2 separate regions of the Homo sapiens genome follow, and region 1 is linked to region 2. The links are chromatin loops, found by intact Hi-C in ENCODE. Cell type or tissue: heart right ventricle. All regions are shown on one strand. Links, peaks and the distances in the headings refer to the core of each region. The heading gives the core; the rest is flanking DNA.

Evidence for each region. Hi-C counts contacts between places; a loop is a spot of excess contacts. Peaks named below come from ENCODE experiments on the same cell type or tissue, not always from the same donor. Only the 100,000 strongest peaks of a DNase experiment are listed, where the experiment ranks them.
Region 1: it touches region 2 in a loop (2.3-fold over the local background); 19 of 110 quality-filtered maps call a loop at or near these places.

Annotation. Positions count from the first base shown.
Region 1 is chr11:19,304,800-19,320,500 of GRCh38, forward strand. It overlaps CSRP3-AS1 (CSRP3 and E2F8 antisense RNA 1), which reads left to right. Exons shown (of 6, transcript NR_183675.1): 5 at 3,391-3,562; 6 at 5,833-8,459. Among named protein-coding and RNA genes, the nearest start is that of E2F8, 72 kb to the left of the region's middle. In heart right ventricle, for the core only: a CTCF peak has its summit at 6,724 (motif pointing right); a DNase peak (open chromatin) is centred at 6,732; H3K27me3 peaks cover 782 bases.
Region 2 is chr11:19,746,930-19,761,511 of GRCh38, forward strand. All of the region lies in intron 1 of NAV2 (neuron navigator 2), which reads left to right. It overlaps MIR4694 (microRNA 4694), which reads right to left and starts at 13,154; the gene lies at 13,075-13,154. RefSeq lists enhancers at 488-989, 10,086-10,638. In heart right ventricle, for the core only: no CTCF peak of the experiment used is centred there; a DNase peak (open chromatin) is centred at 10,182; H3K27ac peaks cover 2,188 bases.

The DNA of each region.
Region 1 (15,701 bases), core at 2,849-10,848, 450 kb before region 2:
GTGTAGTTGAGAAAAGTAACTGCTCATTAAAACATGCATAAAGCATCATGTCATGTGACTCAAAGGTTGGAGCAACTGATTCTGCCTCTAAAAAAGAAAGAAATTCTTATTTATTAAGTCTCTAGTATGTGCCAGGTGCTTTAAATTACCTCATACTCTTCTTACAGTATATGAAAAGAAATTTGACTGGGCTTTTGAGTGATACTTTTGAGTATGGCAACGTAATGAAAATAATTGTATCAGAATTGTGGAACCATTTATGATAAAACCCTTTCATAACTGTGATTTGCTTCTGGAGGCTGCTTCAACAAATTATCATGAACTTGGTGGCTTAATGCAAGAGAAATTTATTCTCTCAGGGTTCTGGAGGCCAGACTTCCAAACTCCAGCAGGTCTAATCTTTGCCTTTGTTGTCATTTTGCCTCCTCTGTGTGTCCCGTATTCTATGTATCTGTCTTATAAGGATTCTTGTGATGGCATTTAGGGCCTACCCAGATAATCTAGAATTATCTCCTCATCTCAAGGTCCTTAACTTAATCACACGTGCAAGGACCCTTTCCCCAAATAAGCTAATGAGCACAGATTCTAGGGATTTGCGGTAGATATTGGTCTACCATGGATGGTTTAATAGATTAATAATATGAGCATGTTTATTTTAAAATGAGTAAGTGTTTGCCAGGCAAAGAGGGAAGGGAAGCCTCTTACAGAGAAGAATTCCTGAAATGTGTTCCATGAGGATTATAAGATATTTCACTGCATACTTGCTCCTGGCCTCAAACCCCTTATTTATAGGAGTAACGTGGTCATGCATGCATGCAGGCACACATGTAGATTTGGTTTCAGCTGAATTTTGGACTAGTCTTCAATTTCCTGGAGCTCTCCTGAAGCCACCTTGTAGCCCACCATTTTCCCATTTTCTTTTCTTTGTTTTGAGACGGAGTCTCTCTCTTTCGCCCAGGCTGGAGTGCAGTGGCGTGATCTCGGCTCACTGCAAGCTCCGCCTCCTGGGTTCATGCCATTCTCCTGCCTCAGCCTCCTGAGTAGCTGGTTCTACAGGTGCCTGCCACCACGCCCGGCTAATTTTTTGTATTTTTAGTAGAGACGGGGTTTCACTGTGTTAGCCAGGATGGTCTTGATCTCCTGACCTTGTGATCCGCCCGTCTCAGCCTCCCAAAGTGCTGAGATTACAGGTGTGAGCCACCGCGCCCGGCCAGCAGCCCACCATTTTCAAACCACAATGTGCCTCTCCAAAGGAAATGGGTTTTGAACTATTAATGTGTGTCCTGGACCTTGTTTAGCTACAATCTCTTTTCAAACAAAAGCACATTATGTACAACTGATAGAAGGGCAGCTGCCTTGGCTAAAGCCTGAAGTGCCATTCCTCTCTCTTAATGTCCTGGTCCCTTCTCCAAAGTGCCCATTTGAAAAACCATTATTGTCTTAGATCAGGGGTTGGCAAACGTTTCCAGTAATGAGCCAGATAGTAAATATTTAGGGCTTTCCAGTTCATATAGTCTCTGTTGCAACTATTCAAGTCTGCTGTTGTAGTACAAAAAGCAGCTATAAACAATACAAAAATGAATGGCATGGCTGAGTTCCAGTAAAACTTTATGGATAGTGAACTTTGAATTTCACATACATTTTACATCATGAATTTTTTTTTAAATGTTTTCAACCATTTAAAGATGTAAAACTTATTCTTAGCTTGAGGGCTGTACAAAAACAGACAGTGGGCTGGATTCAGTCTGCAGACTATAGTTTGCCAGTTCCTCTCTTGGGTAACAGCATCTGACTTGTGGAACTTTTAAGATTCAAAATCTCAGCACTTCAGCATTGGAAAGGGCCTCAAAGGCTACTAGTCCTTAATTCCCACCATAACATCCGATTCCTATGCAGTGCTTCCGATATTGTCATCCAATGCCTCCTTGGTTGCCTACAGCTGCAGGGAACACCACGTCCTGAGCCAGCTCCCCCCAGGCTGTGCCGATTGCTAGAGTTCTTCCCATGCAGAGCGGCACCTGTCTCCACTGACAGCGTCTACAGGATACAGTCAGAACGGTGAAGCACAATATTAACACATCAGGTTAATTTCATGCTCTACTTGTCCTAGGCTGATATTAACGAAAATTAAATTTTGTGCTAATCAGCCTTAGCGTTCAGCATGCATGACACAAATTTGTGATTTCTGGCAAGGGTGGTTAAATCATATTTATGCTATTTGTGTGGTGCCCGAATAACAGGGAAATACTATTACCAACAATTAAACTTCCAGGTTGACAGATGTCCCCTTGAGCAGACATAGCTGAGTGCAAATGGAGATTTTTTTCTTAGCAAGTTGAAGGCAGAAAGGACATAAACCAGGGAGCTGCAGTTAATTTTCAATTTCCTCCTTCCCTTTGGATGGCTAATTTTGAATGTTTGACCAATGCAAATGACTTTACCCTGTGCCCTGCTTCTGTTTCCTCCTTTTTTCTAGCTTTGAAAAGTAAAATTTCTACAAACAAGAAGGAATATTTTCTTCTTTCCAGGAATCTCTGGGATACCTAAATAGCATTCTTCCTAGTTGCAGGTAGCTTATTGTGTGAGGGCAGTTGACTAGGAATTTAAAGAAGGGTGGTACTCCCTAGTGATTTGCAGAGCGGGAAAAATAAGAGTTGGAAGGGTGAAACTAGTCTGACTCCACGTGTATTTTCCTCTGCAAGAGAGAGATGCTTGCCCTACCTTGTGGTCACAGCATCTTGCGTTTTCTCTGTGCTTTCCTTGTGATTAGTCAGTTGCTCGCAGATGGGCTGTGTAAATGCAGTCCCATAGGTTTTATTTCCTGGAGAAGGGAAGAGCCACTCAGTCCCCCGGCTCCAGATGGATCTCTCTCCACGGTCCCCCATGCTTCATCTTCATCCACAAGGAGGCACCAGGGGAACTGAAAGTCTGTAGGATCTTGGGCACATATTTTATCTAAGACCCACCGAGTATCCTCAGAGTCAGGCTCTTGTGGGGATCTTCCGCTCTGAAGAGGATTGTGTTCTTCTGTTTACTAGGCTTCAGGATCAGTTCTGGGCATAGGGACAAGTAAGGCCTTACATGTCTTCTGTCTGTAGGGTGACCAACTGTCCCAATTTGCTTGGAACTGAGGGATTTTCTGGGATGTGGGACTTTGAGTGCTGAAATAGAAACAGTCGCAGGCTGAGTGAGACTGTTAGTAAACCTACCTGTAAGGACTGATGGGACAAGACAGGTGGTCCTAGGCCATGGCCTGGTAAGTTGCTAATGGTCCCCTAGGATATTTTGGTGATTGCTTCCAGATTTTGGTGAATCCACCTCATGAGTCTCTCAGAGCCCAGATCTGTTCCTTTCTTCTTAATTATCCGTGTGCCTAATTCTCTCGCACAGGAGCTGAAGAATTCACATTTGGGCTGATGGGCCTGGGGTAGGGATGACCAACAGACCACATGCTTCTTGTCTCTTCTACTCCCTGATCCTCTGATAGACAGGGCTAAGTGATCATCCACTCCTTCCACCCTCCAGCCTCCGAGTGGGCCACTTTTCAAGCATGGAATTCCAGGTGGGTGCTTCCAATAAGTTGGCACAATAGATAATACTTACTTGCTGTCAGGCTCAGACATTGCTCCAGAAGCAGATATGATCCAAGGGACCATTGCAGATAGAAACCCATGTGCAGAAAGTAAGGCTTAGCCAATGAAGTACCTCAGGCATCAGGCCAGGCAGAGAGCCTGAGGACTGCAGAATCCAGGAGCTATACACATAGGATAAGGCCAGCTGAATCTGGATTGGCCCAGGACAGAGCCTGGTTTCCAGGAGGCTATTCATATTGGATGCTGGCCCTGCACAAAGAGGACATGTAAGCTGGCTTCAAGGTGCTTAGTCAGGCGGGACATCTGGTACTAACTAGATTTGAGCTATGCCCTTTCTTTCTGAGTTGCCCTGGCTAAGCATCCAGCCAAGGGGCAGCCAAACAAGCCCCTCTGCCCACTCCTCACTCTTCCTACTCTCACCTGAGTGGGTCCAGTCTCATGACAACAAAGGAATGATGCTCACATGCATAGGATGCTACTGTGGGTATGTCCAGGTCTGGAGTGTGGGGGTGAGTCAGCCAGCTGAGACTGGTAAGGCAACACTGGTTGCTAAAACAGTAAAGTGCTGTAACTTCTGTTGGTTAAAGAGCCAGTGCCCTGAGCCCCTGGAGGTCCCCACCCCTCCCACTCCACCTATTGCCTTGGCCACCTGCCCTTTCATTCCAAGACTTGCTCTTCACCATCCAGCAATTGAAGGGGTCATGCCTGGCACAGAGGCATCTCCAGGACTCCTCTGTTGGTTCTGATTTAGAGTATCGGCACTTTCCAGTATGGTGTGCTGTTCCTAAAGCCCTGGCTGTAACTTCTCCTTGTTTCTCCTATCCAGGAAGGCACATCAGAATGCCTGTGATAAATATTAAGTATTTCATGTTTGTATATAGAGCCATTTTTACATTTGCCCCTTTATTAGTAGTAGCAAATAATAATATGAACTGACACATTTGTAATGTTTTAGACACTTAACATGTGTTAACTTGTTTAATCCTCATAGCAGCCCTGTGAGCTAAGTACTATTATTATACTCATTTTACAGATGAGGAGACTGAGTTATGGAGAACTTATCTAATTATGTAATTAGCCTAAGCTAACACTGCAAGTTAGCAATAAGTAGAAGTCTCCCAGGGCCCTCCCATGCCCTCACAAAGCACGAAAAGCAATAGAATGTGGTCTTGTGGATTAGGAAACGGAGACTCAGCAGGCCATGGGTCAAGGTGACTAGAGCAGCCCTTCGTGTGAACTAATGCCTGGAGACCAGACAGTCCAGGACAGCTCTGTGAATGACAAGGGGACAGGTGATGATCAAGAACAGATTCCCCCTCCCTCCTCCATGCCTTGGCAACCTCAAACAGAATAAAACAAAATGACCACCACAAGAGAGGAGAGATAGTGAAACACCGGACTGAATAATATCGTATTAAATTGTCTGAGATTAGATTTCTCCCTGCTGTTATACAAAAATACAGGTTACATTTCTTGCAACCATTTCTACTTAACTTTCCTTTCTCTGCTGGGTTCTGGGAGGGAAACTTCAGTCAGACTTGTCACATGCCCAGGCTTTACCCAGGAAGTGAGCCTCAGTCTCATCTGCTCTCAAATGCCTAACTTATCCTGCCCCGGGGCCTGGCTGGACCAGGGGTTGGGGGAGTGAACAGTGTGCAGGCCTCCTCCTCAGGGGCCTCCCTGCATTGGAGATCATTGATTTGCTTGTTCCTCCTCCTCTCGCAACAGCACCTGCAGTTCTTATTTCGTGGGGAGTGGTAAGGAGTGGTTCAGACTGGTCACGGTTTCTTCCAGGTCTGTTGTTTACAGCATCAACTTCATCCCCAGGCTGCTTGCAGGACTCAGGCAACTGAAGCTCAAAAGCCCAGGTCTTGTAGCTCAAGAGTCTGGAAAGGTTTGCAACCTTAAATTCCAAGGGTTTGGCTGTACAGCTCTCCTCTGTTCTGCTGTAATCACCCAATCAGGAGGCAACAGGTGCTTCATGGTCCAGTTTAGCAGCTTTAAGAGATACTGGAGGAAAATACATCACTTAATATCATCCAAGTACGCACCTATTTGCCATTCCTAGGTGACTCAGCCTGGGCAATATTCCCGCCTACCAGCAATCTTTTCAGCTCCCTCAGTAAAATACCAACACACCCTGTGGCTCAGTGATGCATTGAAGTCCCAATTTAGTGATACCTTATTTACAGATTTTCTAAATAAAATTGCTAATACAGTCAACCCTTCATATTCACAGGTTCTGCACCCTCGGATTCAACCAACCAAGGATTGAAACTATTTGAAGGAAAAGAACAATAATAATACAAATAAAAGCCAATAACAATATAACAACTATTTATGTAGCATTTACATTGTATTAGATATTATAAATAATCTAGAGATGATTTAACGCACATGAGAGCATATGCATAGGTTATATGCAAATAGTATGTCATTTTATATAAGGGAGTTGAGCATCCACAGATTTGGGTTTCTGCAGGGAGCCCTGGAATCCTGTGGATACCGAGGGACGATTGTACATTTTGAGAACCGAAGCCCGGTGCTACCCTGTTGCAGCGATGAAGTATCCAGGTCACCTGGAGAAAGCTGACATAAGAGCAGGCACACAGCAGGAAGCTTTGATCCTCATCTTCTCTCTGGCTGCAGCCCTCAGCTCTTGTGCACCAACTCTGACCAATGACTAGGACTGGCTGCTCGGAGTACAGCTGTATTGAGAAAGATTCTGAGGCTGGGTCTGCATTCAGCAGGAAAAAAAATGAAGTAATTGTTTGGTAATGCCTGACATAGGCCTAAGAATGGGGGAAACGGTAACCCTCCTGCCAGGTTTTGTAGAATTTTCTCTAATTCATTTTCTTTAGAGATACGGTAAGGACCCGCCCCCACCCAAATGGGTAAAAGGCAAAGCCTGGTTTCCATTTTTTTGTAAAGCCTCAGATCACAGGGGCACCTGAGCCATTAGTGTCCCAATGGCAGGGCAAGGCAGGCATGTCTATAAATCTCCAGTTTTTTGTTTGCTTATTTTCTTCTTTAAACTGCTTACAATTTCTCCTCTTTCATCCTCATTTCCACAGGAGGTGTAACACTATGGACGAGTGGGCAACTGGCTCTTCAGGCTTGGAACCAAGAGGGGGCAGCAGAGAGCAGAGAAGAATTGGTTGGCTTGGGCTGACCCAGACCTAGGAAAACTTCCAATCTTCTTCTTCTTCCCTCAAAACCGAATCCTTGTGGACTCACTCTTGAGACTATTGTCCACACAAGTGGTGTGGTCCAAGGCCACAGCAAGAAAGGTCTGAGGGAGTTCTTTGGGGTTCAGGTGGAGAAAAGCCTGTGCTGGATGCCAGGCTGCTCTGAGAACAGGAAGGAAGATAATAATGTTAACAGCAACAGTTACAATTACCCAGCCCCTGTAGGGTGCCAGGCCCTCTGCCAAGGTGCTTTCTTTTCATTCTCTCAAAGACTACTTGAGGTGGGGAAACCCCCAGTTTACAGATGAGAAAACAGGGTCCCAGAGTGGTTAAATACCTTGCCCATGATCACGTGACTAAGGGAGGGCCAAGCCACATTTTAGACTCTTGCCTGTCCTGCCCTCTGTGTTATGGTGCCCTTCCAGGAAGGAGGCAGAAAGGTGCACCTGGAGTTAGAATATCCTTGGGGAGTGTCCCGGACCCAAGGGAAGGCAAACGGTCCTTCTGGTACAGACTGCTGTCTCCTGATGGCCACGGGTCTCCTGACAGATTTAGCCAATTCACTGGCTCACAGGTCCATGCACCATCCTCAGCAGAGCCGGGGTAAGGTAGCTGGGCTCGAACAGCCCCAGAAAAAGGCAAAAAGAAAGATAACAGAAACTTGTATGGAACTTTCAAGTACTCACTGTGGAAGTCATTGATTTATCTGCCTACTGTGAGAGTTATGTCACGTTGGAAGGTCACATTAGAACGCCCCTCACCTCCTGCAGCCTCAGCTCCACCCTGGGCTCAGAGATCAATCCTTGCCTTATTTAGGGAAGCACATCCAAGCATATTTGAAACTTTTGGGATGGGCTTGGGGATACTGGCACCAGGGACATCTTGCTGTCAGTACTGTCCTGATTCTGAGAACTCCACTAACGCCACATTCCTCAATCCAAGCCTGGATCTGGGACTCAGGCTGCTGCCTCACTAAATGCCTTATCTTTTGGGTCACTGCAGACCAGGGCCCTGCCTTCTTTAGCCAATGTCTGTTTCCCTCATCTGGCAGTAGGACATCAGTCTACCAAAAGAGTCACATGTTCATATCCCAGCTTAGGTCCAAGTTGTGAACCAACTTCATTTCTTAATGTAATCACTTTTTTGGTATTGCTTTTTTTCTCTAAAAAGTATGTATATTTTCTGATCCTACATGTAATATTTTCTGGGCCAGTTGCAGTGGCACACACCTGAGCTACTCAAGGAAGCTGAGGCGGGAGGATCCCTTGAGCCCAGGAGTTTGAGGTTACAGTGAACTATGATTGCGTCACTGTACTCCAGCCTAGACAGCTAGCAAGACCCCATCTCTTAAAAAAAATTGTTAGAAAATACTTTAAAGCATCAAGGAGAAAAAAATTTCTCCTATCTTTCTGGATACATTTTTCTCAACTGCGCTTATTACTATCTAACACCGTCCTTTACTTAGGTTTTCATTGTTTGTCTCCTTCTCTAGAATGGGAGCTTGACAACATGAGGGATTTCATGTTTTGTTCACTGCAAGTTCCTTAATTCCCAGAACAATACCTGGCACATTTACAGAATGAATGAATTAATTCATAATGCCATGACATCAGATATAATTTTATTTAATATTATAGAGGGAACATTTTTCAATGTCAATAAAATTTTTTCAAAAGCATCATTTTAAATGGCTGATAATAATCTAGGGTATGGACATCTAAGCATGTGTTAAGTATGCCTGCAGTTTTGGATACTGAAAGATTACACAGATTAATTTGATTCCCCATTTATCAAGCTACAGCAGGGCCAGGCTCACTTTGTTGTTTGGTTTCTTAGTTTCTTGTTCCTGGTCGAATGAACAGATGAGACTGGTGAATTATGGAGAATTTCTGTCACTGCCCTCTCTAGCCTTGGCATAGCACTGTGGCTCCTCTCTCCAAATTTCTAGGTGATCCAGCCGGCTGGGCTCTATGTACTGAAGCATAGGCTGCCCAGCGTAAGCAGAATTGCTAACAGGATACTATTATGGTACCCACCTGTGTGGCCTTGTGGGGGTGGGGGAACTTACCTTTGTTCCTGTCCTCCTCTAGAAAATCAGTTACATTTCTCTTGCCTCCCTCCCAAGGATGATTTCCAGGGAAGCAAATTAAAAAGCGGTGAAAAGCCTTTAACAATTACTCAGAAATCTATCATTTCATCCTCTTTCACCTCCAGTTCAAGTTTAAGAACAGTCCTTTCAAAAAGAAAAAATTAAGCACTAAAGTCAGAAACATTTTCTTTGAGACGGAGTCTCGCTCTGTCGCCCAGGCTGGAGTGCAGTGGCGGGATCTCGGCTCACTGCAAGCTCCGCCTCCCGGGTTCACGCCATTCTCCTGCCTCAGCCTCCCAAGTAGCTGGGACTACAGGCGCCCGCCACTACGCCCGGCTAATTTTTTGTATTTTTAGTAGAGACGGGGTTTCACCGTTTTAGCCGGGATGGTCTCGATCTCCTGACCTCGTGATCCGCCCGCCTCGGCCTCAGAAACATTTTCAATCAGGCTCAAAGAATGCAGGAACTGTGGGGCCAGGTTTCATATAAAATGCGTTTTAGAGTTCACTTGGTGAGATATTCCCCTCAAAGAGCACAGGGACTTGATTCCCCAGCACTCTCCTGCCTCTGGATCTTTGCTCAAGCTGTTGTCTCTGTCTGGAGTGCCCTTCACCTCCATGTCTGCTTGTTGAAGATTTGCTGCCTCTAGGACACCTCTTCCAAGAAGCTTTCTGGAACCTTCTCCAAGTCGGAATTATGGTTTTTCTCAGGCATTGCACATGGCTTGTGCCATTCACTGCTGACTGCTTTGCATTAGGGTTCTTTTGGTCTTAGAGCCCTGTAGCTGATTTATTAAAGGTGTGGGCTGCCTAGGATGGTGGTTTCCTGCCATGGCTTCACATTAGAACCACCTGGGGAGCCTTGACTCACCTGGCCAAGTGGAAACCAGCATCAGTATATTTCGAGAGCTCCTCAGGTGGTTCTAATGTGCAACCAGGAATAAGAGCCTTGCACTGAGACCTCCTCCCATCTCATGCATGGAATTTTTCTTGCATCTGTTCTTCCAGCTCACAGGCCCCTTCCCCTCACGACATGGAAAGAGAGATGAGTTTCCACTAAGACAAGACCTTAGCTCTGACTTGATGTCTTAAGCAGGAGATGTAAAACCTAACTCACAGTGTCCGCGGGGTCCTGAATTTCTGTTCCACCCCTTTCAGCCAACTGGCAGCTTGGACTGGAGTTAGCGACAGATGTCTTCTGAGCAGGACTTACAGGTAAGCATATGAGTCCACAAGCTGGCCAGAGAGCCAAGAAGCATCTTGAATCTAAAAGGCTTAGGGCTCAAGCTTGCATATGGGCCCTAGGAGATGAATATATTCAGCTGTTATGGGCTCAGCAAGATCCTTCTCCTAGGAATTCGGGGTCATTATATCACTTTATATCAACAACAAATCTTTCGGCTTCTGCAGCAAATGGGCATCTCTGTGTCTGTTGTAGGCTTGCTTAGTCCTAGGTCCTTGTTGAAGAAGTCACAGAACTTGGACCAGGGGGTATTTTGAGCATATCATTTCTCAGTTATTACCTACTGTGGCTTCCTACTGCTTGAGTCTAAGACCCTAAACCCTGCTTGAACCTGGCATTGAAGACCTCCTACAAATCTTGTCCAGGCCTCCTCAACCTATCTTGTCCCGGCCTAAAATGATTATTGGAGATCTCTTAGCCTTATTGTTACCTAGGGGCCTTTTGGGGAGGGTAGATGTTGGTGGAAACATCCCTGATATTTTATGCCAAATATGTATGCATTCCTTTCCCCAAGGAACACAAATCTGTAACTTTCAAGTTACCAGAGGGATTCATAATCCCCCAACCTGGAGGTTAAAGAATCCCTGGTATTCTACAAGTCCTTTGTTTTACAGAGGAAGAAAATGAAGCCTGGAAAGGCAGTGACTTGCCCAAGGTCACACAGAGTGGGTCTATAGCTGTAGGCCTGCAGGTATCCAGTTGCCCCCACCAAGCACCCCTGCATCTGTCCCTGAAGTTCTCAGCTTCCTCAGTGATGTCTGCAGGCTGATCATCAGAGTAGTGTGCTGCTGGGTCAGGGCCAGCAGGAGCCTCCACAGGCCTCGGGCCTCTGTGGCCTAGCCTGGATGACACAGGCTGTTCTGGCATCTTCTCTCACCCGGTCCTTCTTGGGTCCCTGGGCATTTGTTTATGCAGTGGTCCATCTAAGTGGGACAATTTCCTCCAAGGAGACCCTTCTGGTCCAACTGTGGCATGGGTCTCATGCATGCATTTTCCTATCCTTTTTTTTTTTTTTAATAGGAGAAAAGGCATACAAATTTATTTAACATGTGTACATGGGAGACCTCACAATGAAGACCCCGTGCATGTATTTTCTAACACACTGTTTACCTTCTCTGTCCTTTGGCCTGTAATTCACCTTAATTTGGGAGGTCAGATAGGGCTTTCAGGTATTTTTTATTTTTTAATTAAATACTTTTTTTCTTAGTGTTTTGGACTTTATTAGATTACCATCTTTTGATCACTAGGGAACTTAAAAACTTGATGTTTCATTCCATTTGCAACTCCAGTATCCACCAATGATAGTTACATTACAGACAGGAACACCAGGTCATAAAGTCCTGGTAATTGTCTTTGCTATACTATTTTGACGGTTAAATAATATAAGGCATACTAATGTGATAAATGGGCACCAACTGAATGTAACACTTTACTGTTGGTGTTATTGTGGTGGGTTTAGTTCCTGCAGAGATTTTGCAAACTCCTTGAGGTCAGGAATTATGCCTTAAACTCTCATTGCCCCACTGCAAGCAGCACAACGCTGGGCATTTCAAAGCTTTCCATAAATCACCGTGTGCTGATCTTAAACAGGCTTTACGCCAGGTAAAGACTGGGGAGGAGATGCCTGGGAGAAAACTGTTCAGGGAAAGATTTCAGCTGGTCGAACCCGGTGTTGTGTCTGCTCCAAAAAGAGTGTGAAAGAGCAACTTGTTGGCAAGCGGCCTTCCTTTGTGAGTAGCAGAGCTCATTTTTTCTCAGTCCCAGAGGCAAAATCAGACTTGGCTTAAGGCCGTGCTGCTGGGCTGTGGCTGTGTGTGATCTGAGGAGAGTGGGAAGCCAAAGTCCCAGCCAGGGCTGGCCCTCTGTGGCCACCAGCAGCCACTGGCTGTGCCTCTACTGTGATCCCCAGCATGGAGCCTTTGAACGGACCCTGTTATGTGGCATATACAGTGGATGAGGCTAGAAGCCTGGACATCTAGTGATTTCTGACCTTGAGCCTGAGACCTAGGAGGCCTTCTCTGTAGAGTCCAGAGGTAGGACCTGTGGCCAGTGGCACCGACTCCTCACCTGCACCCGGGACCAGGACCAGACTCCTTAGCTGTGCATTCAACATTCTAAAACGTGCTTCTCTTTGGTCTCCTCTCTCTGGCCCATCTCCCCTGGGAGATGGGCACTGGGAAGACCCTACATTTACACCACATCCCTACCACTTCTGTGCCCTGCAACCCTCCTCACCATTTCCTGCTCCTTTTTGGAGACATTCTTCTCACTCTTCTCTGGGCCAAATCCACCCTCCTCTTCTAGTTCTTCCTACCAACTCTCTTACAAGCCTGACAGTTGTAAAGCAGGCCTGCGGGGAAGGTGAAGGTGAATTTGAGGCTAAACCTCTCTGTCATGATCATGGATTTTGGTGTCAGACACACTTGGGATCAAAATCCAGTTCTGCCACTCACTGCTGAGAGACCTGGGGCAGGAACTTCATCTTCTGTAGACTCAGTTTAATCTGTAAAATGGTGGTAATAGCTGTCCCATGGTATTGTGGAGAGAATTAAGAGATGCTGAATATAAATAATATCTCAGGCCCATAGCCAGTCCCTAGTAAATGGAAGCCATTCTAACGCCAAGCCTTCAGATCATAGGTGCTTCTCAAATGTCCACATGGCCGGGCCCCCAATCTGCTCAGGACACCCAAGGGTGAAGCATGTTATTGGCTTCCCAGGGTTTCCTAGTACTATATCATGGAGGCATCTGGGGATTGTGGTGTGATGCTTAGCCAAGAGGCTGCCCTCTGCACCCCCACTTCAGGGAGGCGAGGAAGGGGAGCAGTGTGTGTGTGTGGCAGAGATGGCATTGATTGAGAACTGGCAGACCTGGCTTCCCTGCCAGCGCTGCCATGTTCCAGTGTCTAACCTATAGATGTTGGCTGAATGAGAGGAAATTACATACTCTGTGAGCCTCAGTTCTCTGATCTACACGATGGGGGAATAGTACCTTTTGGGGTTGGTGTGGACACTATATGAAGGAGCTGGAATACTGCAGCTATTTGGAGCCATATTCTAGAACCAAACTGCCTGGGTTCACATCCTAGCTCTGCCACTTACTGGCTCTGCAGTTTTGAACAATTACATCACCTTTTAGTTTGACTTACTCTTATAAAAAGTAAGGACAATGTTAACGTCTATCTGACAGTGCTGTCAAATATGTTTTCATATATGAAATACTTAAAACATTGTTTGGCAGTAGGTAAGTACTTGATAAATATTATCTTCTCTTTTATGATGATGAGAGTGCCTGTTACAGTGCCTGGCATGTCTTAGGGTGCCCAGTAATGAATTTCCTGTCATTCTTCTGCCTGAATCTAAGGGAATATGGTGCCTGAGACTCCATCATTAAGTATTTTTTATTTCCTAGTGTTTGACAATAATATGGAAATGCCCTAATTTGGGGATAATCATACTCTGTGTATTGTTCAATTCAGTTATACGATAATTGGCCATTCTGTGCCAGGTGCCAGGCTGAAGCATTCTCATCAGTGATGCGAAATTGAATGGCATGTGATCTCTGCCTTGGGATCACAGTTTTGTGGGGGGTTTATTTATTTGTGCATTTATTCATTTTCACATTTGTTTGGAGCCTATACCACAAATGTACAGAGTACAACAGGTGTTATGATGAGGTCTGAAGGTACACAGGAAAGGGCAGAGAAGTTTTCCTTTAAGGCGATATTTGAGCCAACCTTGAAGTCTGTGCCAAAGATGGTCAAACCAGGGCATGGGAATGAGTAATGATGGGGGTGAGAAGGACTTGCCAAACAGCATCAAATTTGGAACAAAAGACTGTTGGTTTGGAAGTGCACATCGTTTCTTCCATTGTCACTCACCAAGCAGGCAGCGTGTGCTGGCACAGTGCTAGGGGCTAAAAATAGAGGGGCATAAGACCCACTCTCTGCTCTCCAAATGCTCATAGTCTGTTGGGGGCACACCTTGTTGTCCAGGCCGGAAGGTTGTGCATCTTCCTGCAATCATCCTGCTCCCTCCCCAAGCCTATCAATCACCAAAGCCAGACGGTTACTCAGTGTTGATCACTAAGGGTATATATGGGTGATGTAGTTTGAATATTTGTCTCCATCCGTATCTCATGTTGAAATGTAATCCCGAGTACTGGAGGTGGAGCCTGGTGGGAGGTGAATGGGAGGTGATTGGATCGTGGGGATGGATTTCTTATGAATGGTTTAGCACCATTCCCCCTTGGTGCTTGTCTTTGCGATAGTGAACTCTTGTAAGATCTGGTTGTTTAAAAGTGTGTGGCACCTCGCTCACTCTCTCTTGCTCTGCTTCCACCATGTGAAGTGCCTGGTCCTGCTTTGCCTTCCCTTCTGCCATGATTGTAAGCTTCCTGAGGCCTCCCAAGAAACTGGTGCTGGAGCTGTGCTTCCTGTACAGCATGCAGAACTGTGAGCCAATTAAACCTCTTTTCTTTATAAATAGCCCAGTCTCAGGTGTTTCTTTATAGCAATGCAAGAATGGCCTAATACAATGGGAGTGATTAGGAAATTTAGGATGAGTATTAAGTGTGGGAGGTAGGAAGCAGGGTGTCATTGTGTAGAGAGAAGCGTCAAATTTAAAGACTTGGGGGGTTGTCTAGCTTCACTCAGAGAGTCTGACCACAGCCTTCATCCCCAGGTTGCACAAGGTGTGAACACTGTGCTCTGTTGGGAGTTGATGATGCCATTCCTGGGCCTGAAGGGGGTCATCTGTCGGCTACCCTGCACTCAGCCTGTGGACCCAAAGAGAGGCCCACCTTAAAACCCCTTTCTTCTATCTTATCACACCTGGCTTTGGAGAGGAACTCAAGTAATGATCTCTGTAGTAGCTGATGAAATCCATATCAGCCATCAGTCTTGACCAGGATAGGTCTTCATTTAGGATTAACGAAAAGCAAAGAACAAGTCAGAACTATGAGGAGAATCGGGAGCTCAAAGGAAGGTGATCAGGCTGAGAATTTGGAGTGACTGTTTCTGTCTGAAACAGGGCTAATGTAGGAAATGGAAGAAAAAGTTTAATGAATATTCTCAGAGGTATTTTAAAAGACACTTAATTGACAAAATAAGAGAAAGTTTGACACAAAATCGAGGAAATCAGGCAATAGAAAAGAATCCTGAGAACAAAATAGAAAAAAGAAATGGAGACAGTAACTGTTAGAAGGGGCATATAGCTAAAAATAAGATTAGTGAATTAGAAGACAACTTAGAGAAATTTCCCAGAATGCAGAGCAAAAATACAAAGATAGAAATTATGAGAATAAATGATAAACTTATAAGATAGAATTTAGTAGGTCCAAGAACCACAAAATAAATATACTGAAGTAGAGAACAGAGTGCATAAAGGAGAGACAATAATCAAGGAAACATAAAAAAATTTCTTCTCGTAACAGAAGAAATGTGAATTTAGACTCAAACTCTCACTTTTATCAAGGTACAAACCTATATACGTCTGAAATTTTGGAATTCTAACCAAGAGAAAAATCATGCAATCTTTTAAAAAGGAAAAATAAGCCAGTTACAAAGGAGAGAGGGTCATTTTGTTATTG
Region 2 (14,582 bases), core at 6,583-14,582:
TGTGCACAACGTGCAGGTTAGTTACATATGTATACATGTGCCATGTTGGTGTGCTGCACCCATTAACTCATCATTTAGCATTAGGTATATCTCCTAATATCTATCCCTCTCCCCTCCCCCCACCCCACAACAGTCCCCAGTGTGTGACATTCCCCTTCCTGTGTCCATGTGTTCTCATTGTTCAATTCCCACCTATGAGTGAGAACATGCGGTATTTGGTTTTTTGTCCTTGCGATAGTTTGCTGAGAATGATGGTTTCCAGTTTCATCCATGTCCCTATAAAGGACACGAACTCATCATTTTTTATGGCTGCATAGTATTCCATGGTGTATATGTGCCACATTTTCTTAATCCAGTCTATCATTGTTGGACATTTATGTTGTGAACACTCATTATGTCTCAAGTACTTTCTCACCACTCATTATTTTACCTCCTAATAACACTATTAGGAGGAGTAGGAATAATTATACCTAATATATAGCTGTGAAACCTGAGGCTTAGAGAGGTTGAATCAGTAGTTTGAAGTCACACAGCAGATATAGGAGTCAAATTCATTACACATTGTCAACACTGACTATGCCATTCTCACACAGGACAGTAGTCAGAAAGGGCTGAATGAAGCATATCGCCAAGCAACCAGGAGTGGAAGGGATCTAGGACTAGGGCTGAGTCTCAATGCTTGGACCACTCAGCATTCAATTTGCCCTTGCAGGGGAGGCAAATCTGCTTTTGTCCCATTCCTGGCGTCCTCTGCTCCCCCTGACTATCTTTAGGCAGTAGCATTGATCTGGTTTCAAGCTATTTTGGTTTTTCAAACTAAAAACTAAGCTGAGTTGGGCTACACTATTTACTTAATGCTTTCCCTTGGCAGTTATTTCCCTTCCAGGAAAGAGCTACTGTGTGTCATTTTCTCTCCTGACAGTGATCCCTTCTGGAAACCAGGAGCTTCCGGCCCAGGTAGAGACCTGGAAGACTTGGCCAGGCTGCTAGGCCTCTGTCTGCTGCCCCTGGGGAGCCTGCTAACCAAGTAGGGAGATGGTTTGCAGCCCAGGAAACCCTGAGCACATGGGCAGTTGAGCATGGCATTAGTGGGATATGCTGGGCATGTAGTGAGACCTTGTCCAGGCTTTGTGGGGAAGGCTCTGATGTCAAACGAGGCAGCTCTGAGGCTGTGGGCAGTGCTGACCAGTGGACTGGTGGAGGCAGAGAGATTGGATTTCCTTCAAAGCAAGTCACAGTCAATTCTCCCAGCTTGTTCAGAGGCCCTTATAGATGCCTGCATGTGCCCTGGGATTTTCACATCCCAGGAGACAGTGAGGCAGACCTGTTTACCCACATTTTACAAATTAGGTAACCAAGGATTGCAGAGTTCAATTAAGCCACTCTTATTTATCAAGCATCTTACTGTGATGTGAAGGCACAAGAGACCTGGACCCCACCTCCAAGGAGTATGAGAGAGGGAAAAAGAAATGTAGCCAGGCCACTGGAAGTGTCACAATCTAGGCTGGATTTGAATCCTCCCTCTGCTACTTCTCACTATTTAATCTTTTTTGAATCTCATTTTCCTTACCTGTAAACTAGTTATAATACATACACCACAAACTCCTCAGGGACAAGGGCCAGGCTTGTCTTGTTCTCCACCTAATCCCTGGCGCCTAGCATGGTGCCTGGCACAGAGTAAGGAATGCATATCTGTTAAATGAATGAGTAGACATTGTCATGAGTATTAAATGTAATGATGTGGGTAAAATGCTTACTTAAAGGTTCATGGGAAGCACTCAATGAATGGTAGTGTTAATACTCTGTTAGGAACGGGGCAGGGAAGGTGCAGGCACCTCACTTCACAGAGAGGTGCAGACCAAAGAGAAACAGGCTTGCAAGACAATGAGCATATCCCTCAGCCAGGTTTCCAAAACAGATGATGCTGCTGAAAGGTAAAGATGTGAGTGACCATGATTAAAGATATTGACAGGCAGAGATAGGGAAGAACTTGCCCAAACCACAAGGCTGGTGACTGGCAAAAGCCAGGGTTAAAACTTGGAGCTTCTAACTCTCAGTTTGTGTTGTTTCTGGGCCATTCAGAGGTCTTCTTGTACCCTTTAAAGTTTTACCAGCAGATTGTTTAAGCATCCTCTGTATGAAGCTCTTAGAATTTCAAATGGACTCTTATTTTTAGAAGCAGCATCCCACTGAGCATTTGACAGTGATCGATTCATTTCCCAGTTTGTTTTTTAATAAGCTTAAAGGTTACTGTTGATAACTGTTTATAGACAGTTAATGTGGTACTTGCAGTTCCTGATTTCTTAGGCCTGGGACTCACTGCGCCTTCAAGATGCTGAAACCAAGCAAGGTGTGAGGAGTAGGTGGGGGCATCTCCCTCCCAGATTTTCCTCACCTCTTCAAGGCTGTCATTCACAACTCCAGTCACTGGCTGCTGCAACGTTGTTCCCAATTTGACTAAAATGTCGTTATTTTTTATGATGACTTTATTCTTTCCATCATAAGCTGGATGATTAGGAGCTAGAGGCAGCCAGTAATTAAGCTCACCTGTCAGAGTTTAGATTCAGTCAGAATGAAACACATCCTTTAACTTCCCCTTTCATTTCCCTGGATGTCAAGACGTCTGAATTAAGCTCCTTATGGGAACAATATCTGACCCAAAAATGTTAGGACAGGGATTACCGAGATGGAAATTCGGTTACGTTACCTACTTGTCATGACTTAGAAGGGCTGTGAATTCTCAGGCTGCTTGAGAAAACTACTCATTTGTGAGGAGAATTGAGTTCCAAACCATAATAGCTAGTGGAAGCAATTTCTGGGATCACAGCATTCAGACTTGATATTCATTTGTCCCCTTGAGAAGGAATTCAGGCTAGAGACTTTCACGAATAAAAGTGCAAAGTCCACAAAATCTCCTGGTGCCGTTTGTCATCTGCGGAGAGGCCTGCCTCACGTCTATGGCTTTGAGGGAGCAGAGCATTCAGATACTTTGTTTCTGCTGGTGGGCCATTTGAGCCAATGGCTAGATGAAGCTTTGTTCTTGACTCTTGAAAATTATACTCTGATGTACTTCAAAGGGATTCTAATGAGGACATTGGAAGCACAAAGAATTCAGCTTTGCAAAGTCAGTTCTCAATTCCATAAAGTTCGGCATTACTTGATTTCTCTAACGAACCTCTTCGCTCTCCCTTGCCTGTGTCTGGGTGAGGATTGTCTTAGAGGACATTGATCATTTTCACCTTCATTTTCCATTTTTGCTTCTGGTATGCTCATCTCACCCCCAGTTTTATCAACAGCTCCTCTGCATTCTTTTCTCTCTTCACATGCAAGGTTTGGCAGAAATGGCCTTCGTTTCTAAAATGTTGATTAAAGACATTTTCTGAAAATCTATCAGTCCCAAACCTTCTCACTTATACACATCTTTTTCTCTCACAACTGCCATGTGTCTCATTTTCTCCCCAGGTATTTTTCTGTCGTTCCCTTGACCTTTCAAACAATGCTTTGGCCGTTGCCAGTAAAGAACTCACTCAGGCTTGCTGTCCTAGACTCTGAACACATCTGCCACCTCTGTCCAGGTAGTTTTAATATTAGTGAGATATGGCTAACTCTATCCCACCTTCCTGCTGCCTTGGGAGCCCTCACCCACTCTGTTAATGCTGCTTCCAGAGCATTCCCCAAAGTAGGAAGTTATAGAATGTCCCGTGTGGAAGGGGCTTTATACTGAGTTCTATCTCTCACTTCAGATAGAGTAACTGAAGACCAGAGAGGGAAAACAACTTGCACAGTCACAAAAGGAGGCAGAGACAGAGTCAGAATAGGGTCCCAGGCTCCTCTTGGCCCTTTCCCTTTGAGAATTCATTTCTATACACAAATGCCACACAGGAATTCAGGATCCTTATTGAGTCGGCATTGCTGCTCTCATTTGTGGAGCATTAGCTATATACTATACACTGTGCTAAGTGCTTTTTATGTATGCTTCATCTGATTCCCACCAGGTACTCTATAAGATGAAATCCATTTTGCAGATGAAGACACTGAGGCAATGGTATGCTGAGGCTGGCTGGTACTATCTCTTGAGAGCCAGTTGTGTGCATCTCTTCCCAATTTCACATTCAGTGACATCATGTTGCTAGCTAAAAATAGACTATAGCAAGAGTATTTACACCATGGAAATTGGCAAATGCTACAAATCAGAGCATTTCTTTATCCCCTTTCCTCCCAAAGAAGATCCAGTTTCCCAGCGCACCACTTAGCTTACATATTAGCTAAGCAGCTTACCCAAGGGCACACAGCAGGGAGGTGACAGAGCTGGGACTTTTATCCAGGGCTCTGACTTCGGAGTCTGAGCTCTTAACCAATACTCATACTGCTAGTCAACAAGGACAGGTTTTCAGTGACTCATTTACTCTTAGACTGGAGATGATGAGTAGGAGAAAGCAGCTGCCAGGGGTCTGGTACATAGGATGGTAGCAAGGTGTGGGGTACCCATATCTATAGAGACCGTACCCCGCCAGCTAGAGAAGGATGCCCCCAGAAGTTTTCCCAGATCTCACTCCACACCAACCACATCAGCTTCCTTACTGTTTTCCAAGTTTTTCAAGCATGCTCCCAACTCAGGGCCGTTATTGTTGTTCCTGCTGTCTTAAATGCTTTTCCACCGATAAACACGAGCTTGCTCCTTTACTTCTTTAGTATGTGTGCTCTTTCTTGACCAACCCATCTAAACTAGCACCCCAATATTCTCTACTCTCTTCCTTTATTTTCATAGCATGTATCACTACCTGTTTTCAAAGCACGTATTTGCTTTTTGTCCTTCTCTTTCAGTGGAATGCAAGCCCTGTGAAGGTTGGAGCTGTCCCTGTTCACTGTTGTAGCTTCAGAGTAGAGAGCAGAGAGGGATTAGATAGGAAAATAAGTGAATCTCAGCTGTATTCTACTCCACATGCCACCTTTCTTAGACTTGACCCAGGTGGTCAACTACTAGCTCACACATTCACCAGTAAAGGCAAAGGGCTTTCTCCTTGGTTCTGTGATCTCGTAGGATCTTCAAAGTCTAAAACCATCTTCTTTCCACCTTGGAGCCTCTTCTTTCATGTTCTCACCGTCCCTCTGAAAATAGGCCAACAGTCATATTTGTTGGTGCTGATTTGCAGACAGATAATAGATCAAACATTTTCAGAAGGAACCTTTGGCCCCAAGAACTAATTACATCCCCATCTTGGAAGGTGACTGTCCCTGTGTCATTTAAACTGTGTAAGAGAATGGTGGAGGCTGAGTGTGACCTTTGGCAAAGCCCACACGAGGGTACTCAGGGAACAGCCAGCAATGGGAGAAGCTGCAGTGAGCCCTGGCCTGGGTACCTGTGCACTTATTTTCACCTGGAGGGCCACACTGATGTTGTTTCCTGCATTTCTTGGGTCATGTCCAGCAGTAAATGCATAATCACTCTTACATACCCATGCACATATACATACACTCAACTTCCTTTCTCATTTCAAAAATCTTATAGAAAATGTCAACCATAGGGATGGGAAAAGGATGATTAATAATCACCTGCAATCCCACCCCTGAGATAAAAATTGTGAATATTTTGATCAATTTCCTTTTAGTCATTTTTTTCCTACTAATTAACATCTGTATATTTTGTGACCCATATTTTTAAAAACTTAGTACATCATGAACACCTTTTCATGTCATTAAGGATTTTTATACACAGTCACTTTTAGTAGCCAGAAAGTAGTTGTATGAAGGTACCATGATTTGTATAACTCATTCCTGACCATTGGACAGGAATGTTGTTTCCAGTTGTATATTATCACAGATAATACTATGAGGGGATTTCTCATTGGTAAGTATTAGACAAACAGTGGTTATTCTCATGGTTATTCACTTCAATCATTGTAAACTCAATGCCATGGACTGAATTGTGTTCCCCCAAATTCATATGTTGAAGCCTTAATCCCCAATCTGATGGTATTTGGAGGTGGGGCCTTTGGGAGGTAACGAGGTTGAGATGAGGTCATGAGGCTGAAGCTCCCATGATGGCATTATTGCTCTTATAAGGAGATGAAGGTATTAGACTCATTCTTTCCACCATGTGAAAATAAAGTGAGAAGACAACTGCCTGTGAATCAGGAGGAACACCGTTACCAAGAACCTAACCATGCTGGCACCAGATCTCAGACTTCCAGCCTCCAGAACTGAGAAATGAATGTTTCTTGTTTAGGCCACCCAGTCTACGGTATTCTGTTATAGCAGTCCAAGCTGAGTAAGACACTCCCCACTTCATGAGTCCTTCACTTGTACTTATTAGAATGGTACCTTCATCTTGACCATGATTTTGCCTCTAGGCCTTTGCATATTCTGTTCCCTCTGTTTGGATAGCCCTTCCCCCTCAAGCCTCTTTATCTTATTTCCACAGATTTTTTCTTACCACCCCCACCCAAGCATACATTTTTTTATATTTTGATATCTCTGAAATGGGGATGAATTGAAGGGTCATTATGCATATTTGTGGTAGTAAGTCATAGACTGGAGACATAGAATTCCTCTTCATTGTCTAAGGCTCAGCCCAGGCAGTTCCTCTTTGGGTTTAGGCTCTCTTCTCTGGGTTGCAGTAACCTCCAGGCTACTCTGTCATTGCATTAGTCAGACTATACTGTATTTGTCTGCTCATTGGTCTCCCCCTGCACGAGGACCTCCTTGAGAACAGCAAATGTGTCTTTCATTCCTTTGTCCCCTGCTCCCAGTAGCCCAGGCTCCAGGACAGTTGCTGAAGTCAGAACAGGTGGGGGTGGACCCAGCCCCTGATTATCTTCTGCCCTCTCCACTAATAGGCAAATTGAATTATTTCCTCATTCCAGGCCCATGGAGAGCTCCTTTAAGGAGCCCTTGGCGGGTGGGGCAAAGCATCTCACCTGTCCCAGCTTTGAGGTTAATGCCCATTTTAGGCCATGATTGGTGTATTTATTTGCTCAGAGGGAGGGTGGGGAGAAAGCTTGGTGGGTGGAGGTTTTGGTAATTCATGCCCGCATGACTATAAGAGAGCTTCCAGGAAACCACGTTACCAGCATAGCAATTGTTTTCACTGCATTTCAGAATGACATTCAAGAGTCAACAGAAATGCTTGAATTTCAACTTTACAAAAGGGCTTGCTAGAGATATCGCCTTTCCCCTCTGTCCCTTTTGCTTAGTCCAGGATACAATGACCATGAAAAAAGTTGGCCATTTGAGCTTTTCAATGCCCTTCCTCCCAACTTTTCCCCTTTCCCTACCTCTTTCTGGGCCTTTCTCTTTTTTCTGAGTTGATATTCCCTTATCTTCCTCTGCATGACTTTTAACTTTGCTTTTTATTAATTAACTCCAGAAGGAATAAGGTGCCTGTTACATGGGAACACACTGCACAAAGTTGGGAGAAGGGAAGATCATCCTTTCTGGCTGGGAAGGTGGGTAAAGGCTTCGTGCAGGAGGCAGCTGATTCTTGAAGGCTGGGTAGGATTCAAACAGATGAAGAAGTGGTGAAGGAAGAGGATAAGTCATTCCAAGCCTAGGCAGGAGCAAGGCATGGTCAGGAAGGTGAGGGCTGAGGCTGAAGCAAACATTTATTTATAATGTTTACAGACTACCTGCAGTAAGCTGGCAACTTTCTTAAGTGAGTAAACCAGATGTCACTCAGGTCCCTGGTTCTCCAGCTCATGTGTCTGCATGGGCTTTCTTCATTTTTACCCCATGACAACAACCCAGACTCTAAACTCAATACATTTACAAGTTTGAACCAAAGGAATCCATGATTATAAAAATATTGGTACCCAATTTAGATTTGACTGGTTATTTTGTAGAGGACATGGAGGATTGAGCTCATCTTGTATACTTCACTGCAAGCAACTGAAAATATCCATTAGAGGTTTCTGTTTTCTCAGAGAACTCCCCTTAGCCTACCGTGGTATGGAGGAGTGTTGCTGTCTCCTTCCCTCGCTTACTTCCTTGCTGGCCCTTTTCTCTCCTGGATTCTTTCCTGTGAACTCTGCATTCCTCACCCTTTGTTAGCCAACTCTTGCCACCGTCACCCACAACTTGCAAACTACAGATCCATTGTGTTAATCGACAGGATCAATGATCCAGATCATTGTGTCCAGATCATGGCCCTTGGGATCCACTCTTCTGCAAGAGGTTGATTTAGCTGTACTTTCCAAACAAATGCAATGTCTTCCCCAAGAAAATTCTGATGGCGAATGTAGTCTCCCTGTTGTTACGTGTACATTTTCACATTCAACTCACCACAACAGTCCTTCTAATATCTTCATTTTACAGAGTAGACAACTAAAAATAAGAGAATTGGCTTGCCCAATGTCACACAGCAGCCAAAATGGTGGAGGTGAAATCTGAACTCTGTCATTCTATTTTTTTAAAATGTGTAAGAGCTACATCCCATGCATGGACTGTGAGGAAGGTGACTTTGATGGAAGAAAGGCTAGACATGTAGGTTGTGACCTGTATTTGTTTCCTATGGCTACCATAAGAAAATACCATGAACTGGTGGCTTAAACCAACAGAAATTTATTATCTCACAGCTCTAGAGGCTGATGAAAGTCCAAAATCTGGTTGTTGGCAGGATTGGTTCCTTCTAGAGCCTCTGGGGAAGGACTCGCTCTATGCTTCTCTCTTAGCTTCTAAGGTCGCTGGCAATTCTTGGCATTCCTTGGTTTGTAGATGCATCACTCCAGTCTTTGGCTTCATCTTTACATGGTGTTCTTCTCTTCGTGTCTCCTGTATCTTCACATAGCCTTGTTATAAGGACACCAGTCTTTGGCTTTGCAACCCAATGTTGTGCTAAACTCCTATTATTCTCAGTAGGGAAGGCACCAGGTTCTAGAGGCCAAAGAAGAGACCCAGAGCCAGCAAATACGATATGGAGTTTTATTAGGGACTTACCTACAGGGCAGAGAATCTGGTGGCAGCAGTCTGGACAGGACAACCACCTTACATATAGAAATGGTCCAGCGGCAGCAGGCTGGACAAGATAACTGCACAGCCTAGTGGTGGCTGGCTGGGCAGGAAAATCACAACTGCTTTCAAAAAGACTGTAGTTTCTACATCACTTAACAGCCTCCCCTTAATGACCTCCACGTGGCAACTTTCATTTAACCTAGAGCTCAGAGCCTCAATCTCCTGTACAGCTCTTGTTCTATGGGACGGGATGGGGGCTCAGATGTTCCTCATGGGCAAGGAATGAATCTGTGGGTTGGTTACGTCTGGATTCCCTGGCTCAGAACGCACATTCAGGTGTTTCTGCCAGACAAGGTCATTCTAAGGGTATGCTTAAATTATTGCTATAAGGGGCACTTACCCTACACCCACCCTAATCCAGGATAAACTCATTTTAACTAATTAAATCTGTAAAGATCATAGTTTCAAATTAGGTCATATTCTGAGGTTCCAGGAGGACATGAATTTTTGGCAAGACATTATTCAGACCAGTACAGGACCAGTTCATGAAGAGTCTAGAAGGTATTACCAAGAAATTTGGACTGCGCGCAAGGGGCAGTCATGAAGGGTGACTGAGGGAAAGAATAACCAGAGTCAACCTGAAACCCCCAGGAATCTGATTGGCTCCGTGTTCTTTCTTTCTCACCCAGCTCCCTATGCCTTGTTGCTTTATTAAGGAATTAAACAGGGTGGGCGTCCATCAGCAGATGAGTGTTTTTTGAGAGTGGCAGCCTTTTCTTCTTTTTGGAAACTTTGCATTTGCCTCTGTTGTGCCTTGGACTAATCAGTATGCCGCGTGAAACTATTTAAAGCCTGATGCATTAGTCACAACAAATCTGCTCCTGCTGGGAGTTAAAAAGGCTGATCAGGGCGCCAGTTTCTTTTTGGTGAGCACAGTTTGTTTTTCCCGTTACTTCATTTGCATCCAGCCCCTTGGATTTCTCGGACTTCACGCACAGAGCCCCTTTCCTGAATTGCCCCTGGTACAGAGAGAGCTGCCAAGGCCTGGTCAGGCCACCTTTGAAAACCTTTCTGAGGACAGAGGCTGAGACAAGGCCAGGGACCAAAACAGGAGGGGCTGCTGGGCTGGACTGAGCTGGGCTGGGCTGGGCTGATCCACGGGGAAGACCCTGATGCCCAGAGAACACACTGTGCCAGCTGGAAACTGTTGATAAAGCCTGTGGTGACCACTTCAGCGCCCTGCTCTGACCTTTTCCCATCTAATGTGGGGCTATTTTAATGTTGTTTTGAAGCTGAGAGAGCACCAGAACCTTGGGCCTGCTCTCCTGGTGGAAACCACAGGCTTCATCTGCCTTTGTGGTGTTGCCAAACCCTTGACTGTCCTATAAGGGAGCGGGCTTGAGAGTAACACAGTTGGCCTCAACGCGTGTGTGGAGGCCTAGGGCTCCTGTTTATTTTTAGCAGGAGTACTCAAGCAGCATGGCAGAGTTTCTCCATACTGCCTCATAAGGTGTCCTCAGATTCTGGGGCTGCAGGTTGCACAAGAGAGCAACCCTGGGGTGGTGACAAGAAGAGAGTTTGAATTTCTGAATTAAAGGCTTTTGCTCCTCTGCCTCGGGTTAACTGTGTGACCTTAGGCAAGTTGCTTGACCTCTCTGAACACCAGTTTTATCAGCTATAAAGTAGAGTGGGTAATTCCTCTTTATCGTAAGATTCAGCAGCATGAACTAAGAGGATTTCTGGGAAAGTGCTTCATAGGCTGCATGGTGTGTGATGGGAAGGTATAAGGGACATGAATAGCCCTGTATCTGGTGCACAGTAACAGCTTACACTTATTGAGGGTATGGTATGTGCTATACATTGTTCTGGGTACTTTTCATGGATTGTCCTATTTAATCTGCACAAAAGCCCTAAGAGATACTGTTATAATCTCTATTTTACAGATGAGGAAACTGTGGCTTAGAGAATTTATTTGCTGAAGATCAAACAGCTAATTAATTGCCAAAGCCAAATTCAGACTCTGCAGCCTGCAGTCTTACCCCCAGTCTCTTGGTGCTGCCTCTCTCAGTGTCATCATTATCATTACCATCATCATTGCCCAGTTATTGGAACCTGGTCTTCGACAAACCCCAAAAATATTATACATTGTCTCTAATCCTCACAGCAGCATCATAATATTAACTCATTGTAATATTTACATTGTGGTGTAAATATTATCCCCTCCACTTCATAGATGAGGAATGTTGAGAATAAAGGGTTTTGTTCACTCCGTTTATTGAGCACCTACATCTCTATTTGAGGCACTGGGACACAAGAATGAACAAAACAGGAGGGTCCTGCCCTCATAGAAAGTATATTTTAGTGTGAAGGAACCAGGTGATGTAATACCTAAGCACAGTAATTTCAAGTAATACTAAAGGCAGTGAAGAAAATAATGTAATGTGACAAGTGATGGGTCAGGGAAGGCCTCTCTGAGGAGGGACTGTGTGAGATGAGGCTTGAGTGGTAAAAAAGAGCCGCATAAAATGTATGGGCAGTAGAGAGGGGCTGAAGGAGCTGGAGCTGGCGAAGGGTGGTGGTGGACCAGAGGAGCAGGAAGCAGCGACTGTGATTGCAAGTGGGGTGACTTCGTTATAAGAGGCAGTGCGGGGGACCAGGAATCCATCCCCACCAATGTATGGAAGGAGACATGATGGCCAAGGACAGGCCCAGGTGACTCAGGGAAGGGTGAGCTGAGCTGGTGGGCAGCCCCAGTGGTGGGTGAACTGAGCAGGTTGCAGGGGAGCGGGGTTCAGGCTTGGGGCCCTGTGGAGCCCTCTGCTATTTTGCTGCAGTGCAGTCAACTGACCTGGGGGATTGTGGGTTCCCTCCACGCCAGCTCGGGCTGGTTGTGGTGCTGGTGCATGGGGGATTGATGAAGCTGGCAATCGCCTTGTGACTAGACCCAGCTGGCTGCCAGAAAGGGAGCCAAAACCTCACCAGGGAGGCAGAGCAACTGCTTCTGCCCTTTTCCACAACCCCCAGGAGGTCATTGATCTTAATTAATTATCCCCCCTGAGGATTGTGGAGGAACCCTCCTGTCTACAGAGAATTACTGGTGGATATTCTAAAGAACCGAATAAGATCCCCACCACCAACTTCTGTCTTGAGAGAAAGAAGGTGCTTCTGTGCAATTGATCAGAATGAAATCATAGAACTTTGGATCTGAAAGACACTTTTTTTTTTTTTTTTTTTTTTTTTTGAGATGGAATCTTGCTCTGTCAGTGGCACAATCTCAGCTCACTGCAAGCTCCGCCTCCCGGGTCCACGCCATTCTCCTGTCTCAGCCTCCCCAGCAGCTGGGACAACAGGGGCACGCCGCCATGCCCGGCTAATTTTTTTGTATTTTTAGTAGAGACGGGGTTTCACCGTGTTAGCCAGGATGGTCTCGATCTGCTGACCTCGTGATCCGCCTGCCTCTGCCTCCCAAAGTGCTGGGATTACAGGCGTGAGCCACCGTGCCTGGCAAGGATCTGAAAGACACTTTAATGATAATCTTGTCTAACACACCCTAACTTTTAAGAAGAAACTATGGCTCAGGTATTGTTTGAATTTAGTGTTAGGAAAAATAGTCGGTGAAAGTCTTTCTGGGAAAAAAACAAAAACCAAACAAATGCACTTTTCCTGTCTTAGTAAACAGAATAAATCGATTGCTTGGTCAAAGAGAGGCCAGGAACAACATGGAGCGGGGCCTCTGGTGCTGGGTACTCCTGGGGTTGGCTCCCACATCAGGTACTACTTACTAGCTATGTTTTCTTGGGCAAATTGCTTTAAGTCTCTAATTTCTCAGTTTCCTGTTTGTAAAATATAAATAATAATGATATCCACCTCATGGGGTTTTTTAATGTGAACTGAAAAAATAATATATACAAAGTGCTCATCACATCCTGAAGGATCATTATTCAATGAATGATTGCTGCTGTTGCCGTTTGAGGCGCAGGTGCAGAAGACACAGATGAGTGGTGTTGTGGAGCATGTGGAAATGCTGGGGGTGGGGGGTAAGGTGGTCTACAAATGGCACTGCCGTTATCTTGAGCTCAGCCCTCCATAGCATCCTTCAAAGCTGATTTTTTTCTTTTTGTAAATTTCCAAATACATAGGTGTTATCCTGTCCATTTGACTCTATTTTCTGAGAGAGGCAAATGGATAGGATAACACCTATGTATTTGAAAAAGAAAAATACTCCCAGTTAAGTGAGAGTTCCAGCAGATGAATTAGGGTTTAAAACAGAACTGTATCCTCATTTCATTTCAAGGGTGGCCCAGCATATCTGCTAGTGTGAGCTTTGGCATTGCTCCTCTGAGAGGCAGGCTGGAGAATGAGACCCTCTGTCTAACCCAGCCATTCTAGGACCCTGTCCTTTACCCCATTCTCAGGCCCACTCCCAACCCAACTCCAGGGCAATCCAGTAGGTTTATAAGATGACAATTGATCTTATCATCCTACCAGCATCATATTATGGTTTAGCTGAAATAATACTGGACAGTGATTCTGTTATTAGTTATTTCCCTCCTGGCTTCAGGGGAGAATGCAGGCATGTTGCAGGAAAACAGAAGAACCATGCACACCAACCATCGACTCACAAGCTCTGAGAAGAGACCATTTGCTGGTGACGAAGCACTGACTTGCCCCTTTGCTGGGCTTTTCAGGGGCTTGGCTGGGTCTTACTATGCCAGGCTTCTTTCCCCTCTGTAGAATGGAGTCCCTATCTTCATGTTATGCAAACGGCACCTTTTCAAAATAAACTTTAGAGGAGTAAGAGAGAAGAATCTAGTGCCCTTTCTGAGAAGGAATTTAGCTAGGAGAACCAAATGTTGTCCCATACACTGGGTTAAAAAGAACCAGTTATGAACTACAAATGCAGTTGACTTTGGCCCTGAGCTCTATAGGGAAAAGTAGGGAGAAAAAATAGTAACGAATCAGCAGCACAAGCAATATTTGCTTGTGAGTTCTTCCAGTCATGGGCGTGAATGAGTAATTCTGTCCTGGGATCCTATTGCCTTTGCTTTGTGCCCCAAGGTATAGAGTTTGGAAAAATACCAGTGCTGGTGGTTCTTCTGTTTCGGGGAATAAAGAAAAGGAATACCCCATTGGGAGTGCTGTTCTTTGAAAACTGCAGCTTACCTGAGCCCTTTGTTGAGATGGAGGCCAGAATGAGTCTGAAACAGCTGGTGGGGAATCCAACCACAGGGATCACTCAGACCAGGACAACACTGAAGTCAAGTTTGCTATGGATGTCCAGAATGCCAAAAGAGAGGGCAGTCTGGAGGCCTTTTTTCTTGGGGGAGTTATTCACTCATTTATCTTCTTTTTATTAAGTACCTACCATGTACCAGGCACTGTTCTAAGCAGTGTGGTGCAAGAATGGCAAAATTTCTATTCTATGGAATTTACATTCTTATGGAGAGATGTAGACAAAACACGAGTAAACAAATACAAAAATAAGTTTATTTCAGTGAGCGACAAGTACTATGAAGAAAGTAAAGTTGAATGATATGCTCAGGAGTGACAGGGGCAACTTTGGATGAGGGGCTCAAGGAAGACCACTCTGAGGCAGCAGCATGAAAACTGAACAATCCACCAGGTAAAGACCAGAG